2 separate regions of the Homo sapiens genome follow, and region 1 is linked to region 2. A link is a loop called in an ENCODE intact Hi-C map of the cell type or tissue named here. Cell type or tissue: psoas muscle. All regions are shown on one strand. Each heading gives the region's core, and the rest is flanking DNA. Links, peaks and the distances in the headings are about the cores only.

The links. Peaks named below come from ENCODE experiments on the same cell type or tissue, not always from the same donor. Only the 100,000 strongest peaks of a DNase experiment are listed, where the experiment ranks them.
Region 1: it touches region 2 in a loop (1.9-fold over the local background); 2 of 110 quality-filtered maps call a loop at or near these places.

What each region holds. Positions count from the first base shown.
Region 1 is chr17:37,439,200-37,449,494 of GRCh38, reverse strand. It overlaps TADA2A (transcriptional adaptor 2A), which reads right to left. Exons shown (of 16, transcript NM_001166105.3): 6 at 8,833-8,990; 7 at 6,843-6,931; 8 at 4,727-4,799. Among named protein-coding and RNA genes, the nearest start is that of TADA2A, 37 kb to the right of the region's middle. In psoas muscle, for the core only: no CTCF peak of the experiment used is centred there; no DNase peak of the experiment used is centred there; H3K27ac peaks cover 958 bases.
Region 2 is chr17:37,549,124-37,559,418 of GRCh38, reverse strand. SYNRG (synergin gamma) reads left to right here. Exons shown (of 22, transcript NM_007247.6): 14 at 5,360-6,304. Among named protein-coding and RNA genes, the nearest start is that of SYNRG, 55 kb to the left of the region's middle. In psoas muscle, for the core only: no CTCF peak of the experiment used is centred there; no DNase peak of the experiment used is centred there; H3K27ac peaks cover 891 bases.

The sequences.
Region 1 (10,295 bases), core at 1,179-9,178, 110 kb after region 2:
ATCCACAAAAATGAGGATAATAATAATATGCAACTCATAAGGTTTTGAGGATTAAATGACTTAATATATATGAAGAGCTTAGAATGGTAACTAATAGTAAATGCTATATGTATTAGCAATTATTACTGATAGTATTCATGTCTAAAATATCCTATGTATAAAACAGTGAAATCAGGCCGGGCACGGTGGCTCACGCCTGTAATCCCAGCACTTTGGGAGGCTGAGGCGGGTGGACCATGAGGTCAGGAGATCGAGACTATCCTGGCTAACATGGTGAAACCCCGTCTCTACTAAAAAATACAAAAAATTAGCCAGGCATGGTGGCGGGTGCCTGTAGTCCCAGCTACTCGGGAGGCTGAGGCAGGAGAATGGCGTGAACCCAGGAGGCGGAGCTTGCAGCGAGCCAAGATCGCGCCACTGCACTCCAGCCTAGGCGATAGAGCGAGACTCCGTCTCAAAAAAAATAAAAAAAAAAAACAGTGAAATCACTATAAGTGAAAGGAACTGCCAGTAGGTGAATATACAGAGACCAGGCTGGACCTCTGCTCTACTAATTGTTAAAGGATTTAAAGGCTAATAATATGTGCCAAAGAAATACAATTTGAAAAATACAGTGAAAGGTGAAGGGGTCCACAGATCCAAGCCTAGGAGAGAAAACTTTCTAAAATTACCTTTCCAGAACAGAGGGAGAAGAAATTGTGAACTGTACTAAGGTGCAACCCTGAGAAGTACTGGAAACACAGACCCAACACATAGGAGGAGCTCATCATATCTCTTGCTTGCCTGGGTTATGGGGCAACAATGACTTGGAAGACATTACAACCAGGACTTTAGGATCCTGAGAAACTCAGGGAAAGAGTACTCTAAAAATTTAGGAAGAATTTTTACAAATGAAAGGAGATGGGGAAAGAGATGGCAGCAAGAAGGAACTACACTAAGCATGTGCATTGAGATCTCACAACATACATGAGACAAGACAGTTCTAAGATATGAGTCTTCTCTCTCTCTCTTTCTGAACCAAACATTTCTGCTTATTTCAATAAAATATGAGTAAGTACCAATTAGGGATCACGGAACTTCCTTATTTTTCCTTGGATACTGCTTCACTTGCAGTATACATTTGAAATACATTCTGAAAGCCTTCTGGTATGGCTGCAATACAATTATCCCTCCATTGTGTCCCAGGTCTCTATAATGAACCATGCAAACCAAATTTATTAAACAAATTCCATGATTCAAGGCAAAAATCTTTGTGTGGGTGAGGAAAAGGTCTTGGTGGCATCAGCCAATATTCTGGATAGGTTCTAAATACAAAACCCAGCCAAACAGTCTGCAACCTTCCAGTAGTTCTAAATGAGGAACCATAAAAATAATGTTGTTAATGCTCAGTAATATTAAGAGCATAATGGTATAATGGAATGGTAACAACACAAATCTGAATTATGTACCATGTTTCATTAGAGACATTTACACTCTGACTAATCAGTGTCACCTCTTCTTTAATGGCAGAGGACATAAAGAAACAGCAAGCAAGATTCCAAGCACTTACTCATGATTATACCATGACTCAGAAGCAAGCCAGAGGCTGAATCAGTGTCCTGATTTCTACAAAATCTGTGCCCCTCTAACTGTTCCAGGTGTGCTTATAAAGCCCCTTTTCATTCCTTCCTGACTTTCCATGGGCTCCTAGTGCACTTCACTGAGTGTTCTGCGAGTGACAGCTCAGGGACAATATGCTCCTGGACATGGTCATGCTGCCACAGGAGCTGCTGTAAAGACTCAGAGCTGTAAACAAAATACCTCTCTGTGGCATGAGCAAGTCATTCCTTTGGTCTGTAGTGCTGACAAGCTTCTTTAAACTGTTATCATCTTTTTTATTTTTTAGAGGTGGGGGGTCTCACTTTGTTGTCTAGGCTGACCTTGAATTCCTGGGCTCAAGAAATCCTCCCACTTTGGCCTCCCAAAGTGTTAGGATTACAGGTGTGAGCCAACCATACCCAAATCTGAAGTGTTATCATCTTTTTAAAAGCATTCATTTAGGGCCGGACGCGGTGGCTAACCCCTGTAATCCCAGCACTTTGGGAGGCAGAGGTGGGCAGATCAGTTGAGGCCAAGAGTTTGAGACCAGCCTTGCAAACATGGCAAAACCCTCTCTCTACTAAAAATATAAAAATTAGCTGGGCATGGTGGCGCTAATCCCAGCTATGCCAGAGGCTGAGGCACGAGAATCGCTTGAGCCTGGGAGGCAGAAGTTGCAGTGAGCCAAGATCACGCTACTGCGCTCCCGCCTGGCTAACAAGGTGAGAGTCTGTCACAAAAAAAATAAAAAATAAAAGCACTCATCTAAACATCTTACAGTTTACTATGGGGCAGAGGGAAAGAATTATTATTTATGTTGTGTTAAAGCTAACTATGTATAAAGATTAATAACATAAGTTCCAGTTATAGCTCAAATGAAAATCAATAATTTACAGGGCTATAGAAACTTCAGGGAGAGTACAAATACCTAAAGTATGTTATGGGTTTGAAAAGCTAACTGAACTATAAATTGCTGATCAATCAGTTGCTTCTGTTTCTTTTTATCCCCACTTAATTACAAAAAGGACCCCAAGTGAACCAGAAGGAACTGCAAGTCCTACTCCCATGAAGAATGAAGAATGAAATTAAACACCGACCATTACTATAGTTTTCTTAATAATGTTGAGAAGTATGAATGAAGACCTTGGATTAGGCTCTAGAGAAGTGATTCACCAAGTCAAGCCATTATTAACATTATAGATGTTGACTTTAAAATTCTGTAAAAAATAAATATATAGGTAAAAATAAAAAGCAGGGAGGAGGAGGAGGAAAAACAATAATAATATTTTAAAAATTTGTTTTAAAGGTTTTTTTTTTTAGAGACAGGGTCTCACTGTGTTGCCCAGGCTGGTCTTGAACTCTCGGCCTCAAGTGATCAGCCAGCCTCGGCCTCCCAAAGTGCTAGGATTATAGGTGTGACCCACCATGCCCAGCCAAAAATTTGGTATTTTTGAGCAGAATCTAAAAGAATGATATTTATGAAGCTGCCCCTTTTGTGCAGAGTAGTCTGGCATTCTATAAGAAAGATACAAGCCAGAAAACAATACCATTTCAATTAAAGCTGGTGTCTATGAATGGCAGTCTGCATACTACCTTCAAAGGGAACACCACAAGAGGTGAGAAAAGATAACATGAGTCACTGGGATTGACGAGACTGACACGGAAGACTGAACAAATACAATGGATTTAGTTAATGCTAAAGTAGTTTGCTTTCAAGCTTTCCTCTTTTAGTTCAATCTGCGTCACTTTGACTTTCCTTAAAGTTGTGTGGGAGAAAAGGAGGAATAAAATGTTGCCAAAAAAAAAAAAAAAACCCCCCCAAAAAAAAACCCACCGCTCAAGAAATGTGTAGAGAAAAATTTCTTAAGGTAAAATTTTTAGGAAGACTATTTCTTTATCTTAGATCTGGTATAACAAATATCCAGGCAGCTCTTCTATGGAGAGAAAAGAATCAAGTTCCCCTTCTAGGGACAGTGTACCAGTCCATGCAATATGAAAACTTGATTTATAATTTAACAAGTATACTCTACTTGTCTTTCCTGCCTGGGATGTAAATTTAACAGAAATCATGAAGATGCTCTTTGGGAAATACAGATTCCAATAGAGAATTACTGATCTACTGTATCATATTCAATTCTGAACTAAAATTAAAAAAAAAGTATTGGGTATTATTATGTAGTATTAGTATATATTAGTATGTAGTTCACTGAAAATGGAAAGAAGGAAAAAAGGGACTCAAAGTCTAACTATCTACTCTTAACAGCTCTTTGGCATTCACCACATAAGTTTTAGGAAAAGAGTTAACATAAACCCTTAGAGGGCTAATCAAAGATTAGAATTCAGCAATGCTGGGGCAGGCGTGGTGGTTCACGCCTGTAATCCCAGCACTTTGGGAAGCTGAGGCGGGCAGATCACTTGAGGTTAGGAGTTGCAGACCAGCCTGGCCAACATGGCGAAACCCCATCTCTAATAAAAAAACAAAAATTAGCTGGGCATGGTGGCAAACACCTGTAATCCCAGCTACTTGGGAGGCTGAGGCAGGAGAATCCCTTGAACCTGGGAGACAGAGGTTGCAGTGAGCCAAGATCGCGCCACTGCACTCCAGCCTGTGTAACAGAGTGAGACTCCGTCTCAAAAACAAACATAAAAAAGAATCCAGCAGTGTTGAAAATTCAACAGTCCTGAGAAACAAGAAATTCCCCATTTGGGCCTAAAAACTCTTGAGGAATTTCCATTCTTTTTCCTTGCTAGGGGAAATTCCGGGTAACAAAATATAGTGAACATTTAGTGATAGCAGTTGCTAGTGAAGTCCCAAGAATTCAAACTGATTCCCTTCCTTCTAAGAATGCAAGTGAGGGCCATTTAACCAATTACCTTAGTGTAGATTTACCTCAGATAAAAGTAAAATCACACAGTCCAACAGATATTTCCTACTACTATTATATAATCAATATTTTTACCCTCATCACAAGTCTTATTCACTGTGGTCAAAATCCAACAACACAGTAAGTTCAGCAACTTAACCACTAGATTTCTGAATTCTATAAGGGCAGGGGACATGTTCTATTCATCCTTCAATTCCTAGCACCCAAGACAGTGTCATCACACAGTTGGCGCTCGATAAACATTTGACAAAATAAACTGTTACCATGTAAAATGTCCGAGTCATCTTCAACAAAATCAATGTCTCTCAAGTCCCATTCTGCATAATTGTCAAATTCCTGTTTAGGGGAACAAAAAAATCCCCACCCCAAACCCATCGGCTTTGATTAGTGTCTTTACAGCAGCCATGCTTTAGAAGTAAACAGAAAAAACACAAGCAAACAGTTGTTTAAAAAGTCTAAATATGGCAAAAGGCCACAATACTGGCACAGGTAATAGGAAGTCATGGGAAAAATCTAAGAGGCTTACAAGCAGTAGTGACAACAAAAAATTGGAATAGTTATGAGTTTAGGAATGAAGCTAAACATACTGCTCTAAAAACTAAAATTAGTCTGAGCTGGGCACAGTAGCATGCACCTATAATCCCAGCTACTCAGGAGATTTAGGTGGAAAAATCACTTGAGACCAGGAGTTCAAGACTGCCTGGGAAACAGAGCAAGAGCCTGTCTCTGAAATAAATAAATAAAGTCAATTCATTCTTTTTTTTTTTTTTTTGGAAACAGGGTCTTACTCTGTCACTCAGGCTGGAGTGCAGTGGTGTGATCTTGGCTCACTGCAGCCTCGAACCCCCAGGCTCAAGTGATCCTCTTGCCTCAGCCTCTCAAGCAGCTGGGTCTACAGGCATGTGCCATCACACTCAAGTTAATTTTTGGTTTCGGGTTTTTTTTGTTGTTGTTGTTGAAGAAACAGCGTTTTGCCATGTTGCCCAGGCTGGTCTCAAACTCCTGAGCTCAAGCAATCCGCCTGCCTCAGCCTCCCAAAGTGCTGGGATTTACAGGTGTAAGCTACCGCATTTGGCCAAACTATCTTTCAAGTTGTGAATTAGATGATAAATCAAGAGACTTGTGGCTACATTCACATGTCTTTTAATTCCATAGCTGAGCAAGGAACATATAGTTTTTATACACATTCATCATTCTTTATATACTTGTGGATATAGTACAGGAATCAGTAAACTACTATTCAGCCTACTGTCTGTTTTTGTACATAAAGTTTTACTGGAACACAGGCGTATTCATTTATTCTTATATTATCCCATGCTGCTTTAGCACAATAATGACAAAGTATAGTTACAATAGAAACTTTATAGCATACTAAACCTAAAATATTTACTATCTGGCCTTTAATAGAATAAGTTTGTCAACCCCTGATACAGTACAATCTTGAAAGCCCCTAGATGTACAATAAGAACCAGACTACAAGCCAGGTGCAGTGGCTCACGCCTGTAATCCTAGCACTTTGGGAGGCCGAGGCTGGTGGATTGCCTGAGGTCAGGAGTTTGAGACCAGCCTGGCCAACATGGTGAAACCCTATCTCTACTAAAAATACAAAAATTAGCCAGGCATGGTGGCAGGAACCTGTAGTCTCAGCTACTTGGGAGGCTGAGACAGGAGAATCGCTTGAACCCAGGAAGTGGAGGTTGCAATGGGCCAAGACCATGCCATTGCACTCCAGCCTGGGCAACAAGAGCAAAAACTCTGTCTCAAAAAAAAAAAAAAAGAACCAGACTATAGGAATTTCATACCTAAGGAAGTGGAAGCCAGCACTGATGCAACTTAAGAGGTGGGTTTGCTGGGGTTTTTTTGTTTTTTGGAGACAGGGTCTTACTCTGTTGTCTAGGGTGCAGTTTAGTGGAATGATCACCACTCGCTACAGCCTTAACCTCCCAGGCTCAAGTGATCCTCCCATATCAGCCTGCCAAGTAGTTGGGACTACAGGCATGCACCACCACACCCAGCTAATTTTTTATTTTTTGTAGAGACAGGGTCTCACTACGTTGCCCAGGCTAGTCTCGAACACCTGGACTCAAGCGATCCTCCATTCTCAGCTCCCAAAGTGCTGGGATTACAGGTGTAAGCCACTGAGCCTGGCCAGAAATAGGTTGTTTGTTTAAAGAATTTTTACTGTTCCATATGTGAAAATGTTTACAAATGAGAAAAGGCACTCAAACCTAAGAAAATGTGGCTGCCTAAAGGTCCTACAAATTATAGTGCCTTGAAAAATCTCCTTTTAGTGGTATGGAATCTATGGGTGAGACAGAAGGCTCATGAGAAACAAAAATGAATTTTTCCTACTTTGTGCTAAAAACACATTTATCCTACCTCAATGAAATCTGCTCGAGCTGGCATGTACCCGGCCATGTCCCGAGAAAGCAAGGAGTCAAAGGTAGGTCGGGGAGGGTCATCTGTAGCTGGAAGAATTTAGAAGGTTTCTGAGTTAACTAATACAATATTGGCATGAAAAAAATGACATAATAGTCCAAGAATAAATAAAATTTAAAATGGTTTTTATAAAAGGAAATGTGAAAAAGATAAAGTATTATGAAAACAGGTTTTTTAAAAAGAAAAACCAAGACTCAGGCAATCCTTTAAGTAAATATGGGGAAATTTCTTCTGATTTCTGCTTTCCTAAAATGAAAGGAAATCATGACTTTTTTCCTTTAATATTACAGAACCTAAATATTTACCGTTGGCTTCGGCTCCCTTATCCCTTAGGATGAACTTCAATTTACAAAACTCATCCAACTGAGAGGCAAAAAAAAAAAAAAAAAAAAAAGACGGGAAAAAAACAAACACTGGAATTGGAAGTTAGCTGAAATTAAGTCCTAGCTCCAACACACACTAGTCCCATGACCCTGCACAAACTAACCTGTCTGCATCGGTCTTCTCGAATGTAAAACAAAAGCACTTGCTCTGCCTATCTCACTGGGTTGCTGTTAGGAAACAAATGGTCTAATGGATTTGAGAACAAAGTGCTAACACCAAAGTGCTATCCAAATAGGAGGTATCAACCAGGCACGGTGGCTCACACCTGTAATCCCAACACTTTGGGAGGCCGAGGCGGGCAGATCATAAGGTCAGGAGTTCGAGACCAGCCTCGCCAACACAGCAAAACCTTTTCTCTACTAAAAATACAAAAAATTAGCCAGGTGTGGTGGCATGCACCTGTGGTACCAGCTACTCAGGAGGCTGAGGCACGAGAATCGTTTGAACCCTGGAGGTGGAGGTTGCAGTAAGCCGAGGTTGTGCCACTGCACTCCAGCCTGGGAGACACAGCGAGACTCTGTCTCCAAAAAAAAAAAAAAAGGAGGTATTACCAGCCTTTAAGTTAGTCAGCTATAAAACTGTTTCTAGAGAGTATGAGGAAAGAGAAAAGGGAAGTGAAAACATTCATATCTCATTACTTGTACCCTGAGAGTCATTCAGGAAAGATGGTCATTTATAATTCATCATGTTTTTGGTTATATTTTATTAAGAGACCCACTGGTCCCACACGCACATGAGATTAAAAAGTTCGCCATCACTGACACAACCAAGCGAACAAAAATAACAAACTGATTCTTGGGCTTGACACCAAGGCAATTAATAATAATGAGTCAAATACTGTATTCTCTAAGCAACTCATATGTATAATCATAAGCTCTCCAAAGGGATTGAAAAAAAACTTGCACTCATAATAGCATAGAAAAGGTTTTCCCTTTTTGACATCTTATTTTACAAAGGAAAGCACTAAGTTAACTGATATGTTCAAAGGACTCAAGGTAGGTGGAACTACACATTGGCTTCAAGCACCTTGATGTCCTGTATAGAACTCTGACCCTTAGAGTATGTTCCTTCTTTGCCACATTATAATCCTGACTCTTTTTTTTTTTTTTTTTAAGAGATGAAGTCTCACTCTGTCACCCAGGTTGGAGTGCAGTGATGTGATCTTGGCTCACTGCAATCTCCGCCTACCCGGTTCAAGTGATTCTCCTGCCTTGGCCTCCCCAGTAGCTGGGATTACAGGTGTCTGCCACCACGTCCAGCTAATCTTTATACTTTTAGTTGAGACAGGGTTTCGCCATGTTGGCCAGGCTGGTCTTGAACTCCTGGCCTCAAGTGATTTACCCGCCTCAGCCTCCCAAGGTGCTGGGATTACAGGCACAAGCCACCATGCTGGGTCGATCCTGACTCTCAATAGCTGCCATACTAACTCCTCCTATCTTCCGTGATATCATTAGCTGTCCAAGTCATCAAATCACTCTTTATCTGCTACTGAAACAGGGCCCAAGGATGAGCTAAGTATATCTTATCAAGATAGGGAGGCACTTACAGTGAAATGGAATGGCTGTGTCAGCAGTTTTTGCTTCCTCTGCTTGTTTCAGGTTCAGCAGGGTAGATGCAAACAGAGGGTTATTGATGAAATGCTTCATATAGTGCTTCTCACACTCCTCCTTGGTCTTGGTGCACATTTGATTGGCTACATCCTGCCTAGAGGATTGTGGGAAAAAGAGAGAAGTGGTACTTGTATTTACACATAATACTAAAAGCATCATTTGCTCTTTTCATATTTTAAGTCACATCCATATAATATACTCTCATATTTCCAAATTGATATCAAAAAGATATCAGCAGAAAAATGACATAAATATAAGCCTAGATTGGTGTAATCTGGTGTTCCATATCTTGCTAGTCTAAAACACAGAAATAATGACTAAAAAGTCCTTTCTTTTCCACTTAAAGAAAGATGACTGAGGCCAGGCGCAGTGGCTCACACCTGTAATCCCAGCACTTTGGGAGGTAGGTGGATCACCTGAGGTTGGGAGTTAGAGACCAGCCTGATCAACATGGAGAAACCCTGTCTCTACTAAAAATACAAAATTAGCCAGGCGTGGTGGTGCATGCATGCCTGTAATCCCAGCTACTTGGGAGGCTGAGGCAGGAGAATTGCTTGAACCCAGGAGGCAAAGGTTGCAGTGAGCAGAGATCACGCCATTGCACTCCAGTCTGGGCAACAAGAGCGAAACTCCATCTCAAAAAAAAAAAAAAATAATAAATAAATAAATAAATAAATAAATAAATAAATAAAGATGACTGGAAAATTTGTAAATTTTCCTGTGAGCTAGGCCCTACAGAAATAATTGCTGTAAATAATAAGAAGTGACTTCAGAACATTCAAAATATACAGAAATATAGTTTTATTTTGCCTAATATTTTACGGTTTACCAAACACTTAACATAAACATTTCTTTACTAGAGCTGCTATGAGATGCCAGACACTGAGCTAGAAACATTCACAACAGAATTTAAGTTAAACCTAGTATCAAATTTGTGGTATGGATATTGTTACTATCTCAATTTCAAAGAAGGAAAAATGAGGCCCAAAATAATTAAGAAACTTGCTTAAGAATCTGGCCAGGCATGGTGGGGCACATCTGTTATTCCAGCACTTTGGGAGGCCAAGGTGGGAGGATGGCTTGAACTCAGGAGTTCGAGACCAGCCTGGGCAACACAGTAAAATCCTATCTCAACAAAAAATACAAAGATTAGCCAGGGGTGGTTGCACACGCCGGTAGTCCCAGCTACTCGGGAGCCTGAGCTGGGAGGATCACTTGAGCCTGGAAGGTTGAAGCTGAAATGAGTCAAGCTCATGCCCCTGTACTCCACCCTGGGCGACAGAGCAAGATCCTGTTTCCAAATAATAATAATAATAATAAAATTTAAAAATTAGCTGAGTATGGTGGCGCACACCTGTTGTTCCAACTACTTGGGAGTCTGAGGAGGGAAGATCCCTTG
Region 2 (10,295 bases), core at 703-8,702:
CACACTTGGCCAGTCTTTTTCTTTTCAAGATTTTTTTTTCTATTGTTGTTGCGGTACTTGGTACCATTATTATTTGGTTTTTTTTAGCCTTTCACTCATGATCTAGAAAGAAAATATTCTAGAATAACATTATTAAAAATGACTTGATTAAGGCATAGTCACTGCTACATATCACAAAGCAGGTACAAGATACATTCACAGAGGTGTATTACAGTACTGTCTTACATCTATAATACTAGAGCGTACAATTAAAAAGGCATTATATAAGATTTGATTCTACTCTTCCAGCAGAGAGCCCAAAGGATGGTAGGACACAGCTCTCATACAGAAATATACCTTCTTAGCTAGGATTTTCCTTCATTAGTAGCATGGTTATAGGTACTCACTTTTCTTCATGAACATCAGCTAAAAATAATTTAAAAACAAACCAATGAAACATTGGATTCCTACAAAGATGACCAAGTGGGAGTAAGCAGGACTCAACCGAACTCGTATTTTACCAAATCCTTCATGTTAGAATGGTGAGAGCTCTGTGAAGGAAAGGGAATGGCAAGTAGCAGTTCAAAGCTCGGGCCACAACCAAGACACAGGATCATTTCAAACAGAAGCAGTAACCAAACAATGCTCACTTAGTATGTTCAAGGATACAGACGTCAAGACGCCAGTGTTCAATCATCTGCGCACTAATCCAGTAAGAATGAGTGATCAGTTACTATACTTTGCTTGTGTTAAACTCAATCACCACTTTACAAGATTTTCAAGATTGGCTATAATTTAATGAGAAAGATGAAGAGAGAGGGATTTATGTGCCCATGTGGTTACCATCTCCGATAGTAAGACTTAGAGTACAAGGGAATATAAAATGATCATTTGGGAGTCATATATGTAAAAACTGAAAGTTATGTTTGTGGTTAAATCCTACTGTAAACATGATGGGTAGGGTTTAGATAACCCATAGGTCAAATTATGTTCTGCAAAGCTTAACTATGCATGCTATGAAATGTGTATACTCTAATGAGAATTTCCTTCTGGGAACAATACCACATTCTATCTTTACGTATTGAATGCTCAAACTTGGGACATCCTTCAGCAATCTTTTATTTCTACTCTTCTGCTAGGGGTAGGGGAGAGAAGGTAGGTAGGTATGGTAGAAACTGTATTGCTTAATCATCTTTAAAGAAGGAAAGCCCACCTCTTATAAGAATATTCAGCCCCATATAACTGTTAGGTTCTAGAAATATTTTCTTGTGTTTTATCCAAGCTTTTAGAATGTAATAGCCATTTCTTCCTCAGTGCCTGTATCAGATACACAGTGGGAGTAACAGAGATAAACCTGAGGGGATCTTTTGACTTGTTAGGTTTTTATTTACACCTAGCAATGCTTTCATCAACACTTGGGCCAAGATAAGTTTGGAGTAAAGAGCACATGGTTTAACATGAGGATTCTTGTGTAATATGGTATTAATGACCATAATGTGTATTCCCGTAATAGACAATAGGAAAAGACAGTGGTGTCACCAAAATGTAAGCAGTACCTTAGTCCTGCCTTTTCAATACCTTTTTTTTTTTCTGAGAGACAGTGTATTGCTCTGTCATCCAGCCTGGAGTGCAGTGGCGCAGTCATAGCTCACAGCAGCTTCCAACTCCTGGACTCAAGCAGCCTCAGCCTCCGTCCCAAGTGGCTGGTACTGTAGATGTGCATCACCACAGTGGGGTCTTGCTGTGTTGCCCAGGCTAGTCTTGAACTCCTGGCCTCAAGCAATCTTTCCAGCTCAGCCTCCCAAAATGCTGGGATTACAAGTGTGAGCCACCATGGCCAGCCACATTTCAGTACTTTTTAAACAAAGTTCCAGATTGTTGTTATTTTCATTTACTTGCTTTCATTCCTATCTTAACTTTAATTCTAAGGTTTTCCAAGTAGAGTTGCCAACTTTGTTCATTTTAGGAGAATAGATTTTATTTTCCTAAATGGTGTGATATATTTTTTATACTCAAAAAATACATTGGCTTGACTTCGTCAAAGTACGTTAGTATCTTAGAATTTATGAAGAATCTTATAGTATTGTGTTGTTCAGAGCTGTGGGTTTCTTAGGTTACTGAATGACAGAGTTTAATAATGTTTCCTTTTTTCCATCTCCAGAGTTTAAGCCATAAATTAAAGTAAATGAGGAAATGTTCTGTATAAAGAAATGACACATTTTTATTGAAATTTTAGCAAAAAAGTGGTCCCTTTTGAGATTTTTTGGAGTCTAAAAAGTGACGGAGAGGGAAACTTACAAGTATGTAGACATTAACCAAAAATCTAACCATGAAATAATATGCTTAATATGCCTTCTGATAGACAAGCTTCCATTGACTGTGACTAATTTATTTGCCAACAAATTCCCTTTGTAAACTCACCCGCTTTTATTTCCTTTTAGCCCTTTCACCCAGCTTACATTTCCAATGGAAAAGTTTACAATTCATCAGTAAGTGTAGTTTGCTGTGGTGATTAAAACAAACAAACAAACAAAGCAATACTTGTCAATTTCACAGATATTTCAAAGCAACACATTAAAAATTTAGGCTGTGATAAAAATGGCCGCTTATCACCTCTACATTTTCAGAAATAATACAAGTATAATCAGTGATACTACTAATCTAAAATTCTAGGGTGATTTTTAAAAGTTTTACATCTTCTGTCAGTTTGTGAAATTGACTTGAGTTTTACTAGTGGTATGTCTTACAAATATAAATTACAGGAAATCTGAATGCTGTTCCTCTCTTATTAGATGAATTCCTTGGTGTTGATGAATTATGCTGGTGAATTGGTTAACTATCTCAGGTTAGGAGGAAAAATTAGCTTGTATTGTTTTTGGTGCTTTTTTTTTTTCATCTGCTATATCCAAGTACATATCTTGTTACAAGCACAGTATATTTTATTTTTTAAATTTATTTTTATTTTTATTTTATTTATTTATTTATTTTGATACGGAGTTTTGCTCTTGTTGCCCAGGCTGGAGTGCAATGGCACAATCTCGGCTCACTGCAACCTCTGTCTCCAGGGTTCAAGCGATTCTCCTGCCTCAGCCTCCCAAGTAGCTAGGATTACAGGCACCTGCCACCACACCCAGCTAATTTTTTGTATTTTTAGTAGAGATGGGGTTTCACTATGTTGGCCAGGCTGGTCTCAAACTCCAGACCTCAGGTGACCCACCCGCCTTGGCCTTCCAAAGTGCAGGGATTACAGTCGTGAGCCACCGTGCCTGGCCCAAGCACAGTATATTTTAAGCCTGCATTATTTTATATGCCAATTTAAGAATTGGATTTTGGTTCTCAATACATTTTTATTATTGATATGCTCTTATATGTCATTTTTAGGGGAAAATGTAATTTTTAAAAATGGGTGAGGAAATTAAAGCTTATATTTTAATTTACTTAATTTTAATCTCCAGAAATGGCAGTCATTTTTTAAAATAATAAATGATGTTGGTTGGTATAGCTATATTTATTTGTTTTTTTATTTTTATTTTTGAGACAGAATCTCTCTCTGTCCCCCAGGCTGGAGTGCAGCGGTGGGATCTTGGCTCACTGCAAGCTCCGCCTCCCAGGTTCAAACAATTCTTGTGCCTCAGCCTCCCGAGTAGCTGGGATTACAGGCATGTGCCTCCATGCCCAGCTAATTTTTCTGTATTTTAAGTAGAGATGGGATTTCTCCATGTTGGCCAGGCTTGTCTTGAACTCCTCCTGGCCTCAAGTGATACACCCTCCTTGGTCTTCCAAAGTGCTGGGATTACAGGTGTGAGCCACTGTGTTCGGCCTTGGCATAACTATATTTACATTTGGTTTATCTCTGGTTTTTATTACCTGGTATAGCCTAGTGGATTTTATGGTAGACCTTCAGATGCTATTAGAAAACTGAGATCATCTGTATCCTGATGCTGTACCTGAGTGATGATAACATTACTATGATAATAAAGAATATAGAAACCTTTTAAGAATCACAGGCCTTGGGCCGGGTGCTGTAGCTCACGCCTGTAATCCCAGCACTTTGGGAGGCCGAGGCAGGTGGATCAGCCGAGGTCAGGAGTTCAAAACCAGCCTACGTGACGTGGTGAAACCCCGTCTCTACTAAAAATACAAAAATTAGCCGGGCGTGGTGGCAGGTGCCTGTAATCCCAGCTACTTGGGAGGCTGAGGCAGGAGAATCGCTTGAACCTGGGAGGTGGAGGTTGCAGTGAACTGAGATCACACCATTGTACTCCAGCCTGGGCGACAATAATGAAACTCTGTCTCAAAAAAAAAAGAATCATAGGCCTAAATTTTTATCAATGTCTTAACTGAGTCTGTTTAATTATTTATGAGAAGTACATAAGTACCCACTCTATTTAACCAGAATATAAAAATAAACAAATCTGAGACACATGTTTCTCAGGATCTCTTGAGAGCTGTGTCATGGGCAAAAGAAATTTTATTTAAAAAATAAATAAATAAATAAACAATTCCGTCAGTTACCCCATCCTCAGAGTAGCATAATGTAAACTAAAGTCTAAGTCATACCCTCTAAAACTTTATATAATAGAGTTGGTATTTATTCAAATCCTTTTGAATTTTAATAAATAAAAATAAGTGCTCATTGATACAGTGAGACAGCTGATTTCTAGAAAAGCTCAAGTGCTCAAGGACTTTTTTTCTGTGAGATTCAGCTTATTAGAGACTATAGGGAGGAGCTGCTTTACAATGTGCCCCACCTAGAATGCTTTGCAAATAAATAGATACCTTTTCAAAAATTTTCATCAAAGTTCCCTTCAAATTAATGCCTTCATTTACTTGAGCAAGACCACATAGTATCTAATGTTATTCTTAAAGTGCCTGGCTAAACCAAGTGTTGTACATCCTGAATATTAGATGTAGGATTTTTCATAATACTTTATTGGTACCTCTGATTTTTTTAATGGGTAACATGTTTATCTTTAAAGGGCCACTGTTTTAATATGCCTCTCTTCAAGAACCTCTAGCCCTATTTCTTATTGTATTGTCTGCTTGGCTGGCTAGCTGTGGGAACAAAAAGTCTTGAGAGGAGTACTTTTAGCCAGTTGTAGGATCTAGAGCTAAGAGAGATCCCACACTAAAAGCATGAGCAAATGAAAATGGTACCGTCAGGTACTTTCAGTTCGATTTCTATTTATTTCAGTATCACTAGACTTCAGTGTGGAAATAAATGTGTAGTTCGATAGGGTTTAAAGTATGTAAACATTATTAAGTAATGTCAAGTCAGTGGAGAAAAGTCAGTAAAATTATGCTTGCAGTTTAATATACTGTGTATTATATGGTTTTCAGTTCAGCATTCCCATTTGTTTGGTGGTATTTTTTCTTTCAGGAGAAAGCTTTGCAGAATTCAGATCTGCAGGAACTGATGATGGTTTCACCGATTTTAAAACAGCCGATAGTGTATCACCACTAGAGCCACCAACAAAAGACAAAACTTTTCCACCATCCTTCCCCTCAGGAACTATACAACAGAAACAACAAACACAAGTGAAAAACCCTCTGAACTTAGCAGACCTAGATATGTTTTCCTCAGTTAATTGCAGCAGCGAGAAACCATTGTCTTTTTCAGCTGTGTTTAGCACATCAAAATCAGTTTCTACACCACAGTCAACAGGTTCTGCTGCTACTATGACAGCATTGGCAGCAACAAAAACTTCTAGTTTGGCTGATGATTTTGGAGAATTCAGCCTTTTTGGGGAATATTCTGGTCTAGCACCTGTTGGGGAGCAGGATGACTTTGCAGATTTTATGGCTTTCAGTAATAGCTCTATTTCATCTGAGCAAAAGCCGGATGACAAATATGATGCCCTTAAAGAGGAAGCCAGTCCTGTTCCTCTAACCAGCAACGTGGGCAGCACAGTGAAGGGTGGACAAAACTCGACTGCTGCGTCTACCAAGTACGATGTCTTCAGACAACTTTCTCTGGAAGGGTCTGGACTAGGTGTTGAAGACCTGAAAGATAACACTCCTTCAGGAAAAAGTGATGATGATTTTGCTGACTTCCACTCCAGTAAATTTTCTTCCATAAACTCGGACAAATCCCTGGGAGAGAAAGCAGTGGCTTTCAGACACACCAAAGAAGACTCTGCATCAGTGAAGTCCTTAGATCTCCCTTCCATTGGTGGCAGCAGTGTTGGCAAGGAGGACTCTGAAGATGCACTCTCTGTTCAGTTTGACATGAAATTGGCTGATGTGGGAGGAGATCTTAAGCATGTCATGTCTGATAGCTCTTTGGATTTACCAACAGTTAGTGGCCAGCATCCTCCTGCTGCAGGTGAGGAATTGGTGAGATTGCTCTGGTGATGGTGTTGTAGATTTCAAAGATGATTCTGCGGGTGTTGATTTACATGAGTAAGGCTCTGGCCCTTTAGCTTTATGAATCTCTAATAATCAACCTCTTTATTGCCAGTCTCCTTAAAGCAGTGTTAAATTTGATTCTATGGATACTTGATATGGATACTATGGCTACTGTGGAACTTAGATTGGGTAGCTAAGATATTTTTATTTTTGAAATCTAGCACCAGCTTGGTGTTAGAGGCACATAAAAAGTCACTGCTAAGTGAACCTCACATTGCCAGAAATTTGATAAAGACCTTTGCAGTGCCGGCAGTGTTCCTTCATTTCTGTGAGTAAAATCAGTGTTTCCCTCTCCTTTTTTCTTCTCTTGGGTATACACAGCAACTGCCAGTATAGTATTCTGTTTGATTTACAGAAATTAACTCTTGTTAGGTCAAGAAAGTAAAAATTTCTAACCACTTGTAGTGCAGTTTGCCACATCCTTTTAAGAGAAGAAGAGGGAAAGAGTTTATATATGAATGTTCTGTATGTCAGGGCCTGGCAAAGAGGAGGGTGTGTGTTGTCAGTGGAATCCAGGAGCTGTTTTCAGTGTTAACTCTATTACTGGAAATATTAAGTTGTAACAAATCTGTAGATGCTAGGATAGGGTAACTGCTAACTTTCTGATAAAATGTTTGAAAACATCTTATTAGGGAGCCCTCTTTAAATTCTGTGTAGATTTACATGTAGCAATTTACTCTCTAGTTCAACTTCTGTCATAAAAACTAGATTCCCAAGTGTCCTGGTTTTTCTTTTGTTTTGTTTTTTGATATGTATATAGAAAGATAAACCTATTTTGTGGCCTTTTAATAATGAGAAATATCTCAGTATCACTGTATTATTCTAGAAAATGTATTATGCATATGAAGGATTTGGTTTTGTCTAACTAGGGGGGACACGTGAGACACTTCCAAGTTTACAGATTCAGGCAGAAATTGTAAAGTCCTATAGCTTTTGCATATGTCAAATTGGCAAGTCGGAAAACAAAATTGCATCCATCCTTTGGTTATGGAAATGTTGTAGGTATTGCTAAACAGGCTGCTGAATCAGGAGCAAGTTAGCAGAGACATTGCATGTTTCATGTTGCTACTTGCTAAGGTATTTTTCAAATGCAGTGGGCGGTCTGAAGAGCTCCTGTGCCCTTGACTGTCTACTTTCTGTCTTTTTTTTTTTTTTTGTACTTTTCCTCAGAAATTTTCTTATTTTTTTGCTGCTGTTTGTTTGATAGAGTGATTGTGGGTTTTGTTTTGTTGGTTTTTTTTTTTTATGAGCTGCTTGAACCACAGCAGTTGGTTGCAAAGTGCTCTGTTTTCTGAACAATATTGGATTTTTATTTAAAAATCTCATAACATGTATACTAGCCTTTTGGACTCTGAAGTTATTAATTAGAAACTATTTTTCTGAAAGTGAATCTATATTCTTTCACAGTGCCAAGGTAGATGTCTTTATGAAATGAGGCTAATCCGGGTTTGGGGTGTCTTTTTTTTTCCCCCATTTTATTTGGAGGTTGGTTTTTTTGACCAAGCTTGTTCTTACTGACCTGTTAAAATAATCTTCTGTGCTCATGTTCTTTTATGTATGTTTGGAACATCCTCAGCTTGGAGCCTGTAATGTTCAAGCTAACTCTTCAGTTGGAGGATATTCTTAAAAGCAGATTGTTTCCTCCCATTGATCTGTAAACCTCCTGTCAGAAAGGAGCAGTATCCCTTTAGAGCGGTTGTTAAAAGGGGTTGATGTCTGACCAATGCGCTATATTGCTGTTGTGCAAAATTGCTGCATCAATGTATTGTAGAGGGTAAATGGCAAGGACTTATTCAAAGTAATGTAGTTTTATTTTATCCTCATGTTCACCACAGTATCTCTTGCTCTCTTAGTTTGAGGGTTAAAGGTACTTCTTGTTGGAGAAATAAGAAGTGAGCTGATGAAGAGAGAATAAAACCTGGTAGATTGCTATCTGCGGACCTTAATCCTGTTTAGAAGCCCTAACTTAACTCTGAAGGGGATACTGTCTCTTTTAACTCTTGCTATAATCATTTGTATGGAAGGTAGATAATACTGATAACATTGCCTGATTTCTCTGCGTATTATTACATTTAACCCTTTGAGGCCTTGCTGCATATAATTTCAACTAGGCTGTTTTTTCCCCCTGACTAAATTTAATCTGCGGCACTGAAGCATCTTGACGTGCAGTCATTAAAATCATATGGTTTTATTGGCAGCAAGAGCTGACCCTCATCTGTGACATTTTCAAAGGGTTAGCAAGACTTCTGTAGCTACCTACCTACCTATCTGTAAAGTAGCTCTTCTTTGACATTGAAAATCTTTGTATTTTAATTAGCACCTTTTTTTTTTTTTGGCTGCTTTTCTGATGTCTTTTTTTCAATTTAGACATTTTCTGTGTGAATGTGCCTTCAAATTTACTTTAGTATATTCCTCTGCAAATACTGATCTGCATGCTTATTCTGATGACTTCTTTTCCAGCTCTTCTGTATCACTCTCTTTTGTGATCTGTAAGTCTTGTGTTAATAAATAATTCTTTGGCATATTTTGAAAGTGTGGGGATGTGTGTAATTTGTACTTTTTCAGGGTTAGACCAAAGAAATACCTGGCTGATACCAAGTTTAAAGCAATAGTATCCTAAGACTAGAGGGTTTTCCCCTTTTGTTTTGTTTCGTCAAACACTTGTCTCCTGAGAAAGTATTGGTACATTTTAGCCTTTGTTTCTTATAATTCCATTAATGTAAGTTTTTAACATGGCATTGGATTGAAATAGAAAATTAAACTTAAATAAGAATAAACCTTACACTACTTTACATGATAGGGAGAAAGAACATTTATTGCAGTTTCTTCTCTTGAAGAAACTGATCATATTTTATTGTAGAGAATCTGTCTCTACTAGGCATTACATTGAAGAGAAGAGAAGGGGAAGGTGGGGAAAAAGACCTAAGAGTTGAGTGTTGTGGAAAGAGTTAACTATAACTATCTAGTTATGTAATAACTAGTTATTAGATATATATCATCAAATAATATTGAAATGGACTTCTGAGCACAGTAAATGTAAACTGTATTTAAATTGATAATCTGCATAATGGAAAGTGTTCTGTATTAATAGCAGGAAGTCTTGAGGATGGAATTTGATTTGAGTTTGAAATTGGGTACTCATCCGGGCACGGTGGCTCACACCTGTAGTACCAGCACTTTGGGAGGCCAAGGTGGGTGGATTGCTTGAGGCTAGTAGTTCATGACCAGCCTAGGCAACATGGCAAAACCCCATCTTTACCAAAAAATACAAAAATTAGCCGGGCACGGTGGTGGGCTCCTGTAGTCCCAGCTACTCAGGAGGCTAAAGTGTGAGGATCAGTTGATCCTGGGAGGTAGAGGCTGCAGTGAGCTGTGATCACATCACTGCACTCCAGCCTGGGTGACAGAGCAAGACCTAGTCTCAAAGAAAGAAAAATTGGGTACTCCATCCTCTAATTGCAGAGCATGTTAGGTTTGCAGTATGTGTTCTGTATGATGAAGCAACCCTCAGCCTTTTTTTTTCACTCATAGTACATAAAGCAAATTCTTAAAACATGTTACTTTAGGGGGTGTGTCTAACAAAGTAAGGTTTGAACCATTCTTATTTTTAAGAAAACATTTTCTAGAAGGACCAATGAAATGTGGCAACAAGCGTAGGCCAAACATGGAAAATATTTTCTCCATTTTAGAGTATGGTAACAGTAAAAAAACCTTGAGAATATTACTGTTTTTCAGGTTAGAAACCCCAAAGCAATAAAATCCCTGGGAAAGGGGATATTTCCATGGTTTACATTTTGTATTCTTATGTTTTGAGGCTTTAATTCTTTGTTCTTTTTTAGAATTTGAGGAAGGAAGGAAATTAAATCACTGAAGATGAGGACTTTTTTTTTTTTTTTTTTTGAGACCAG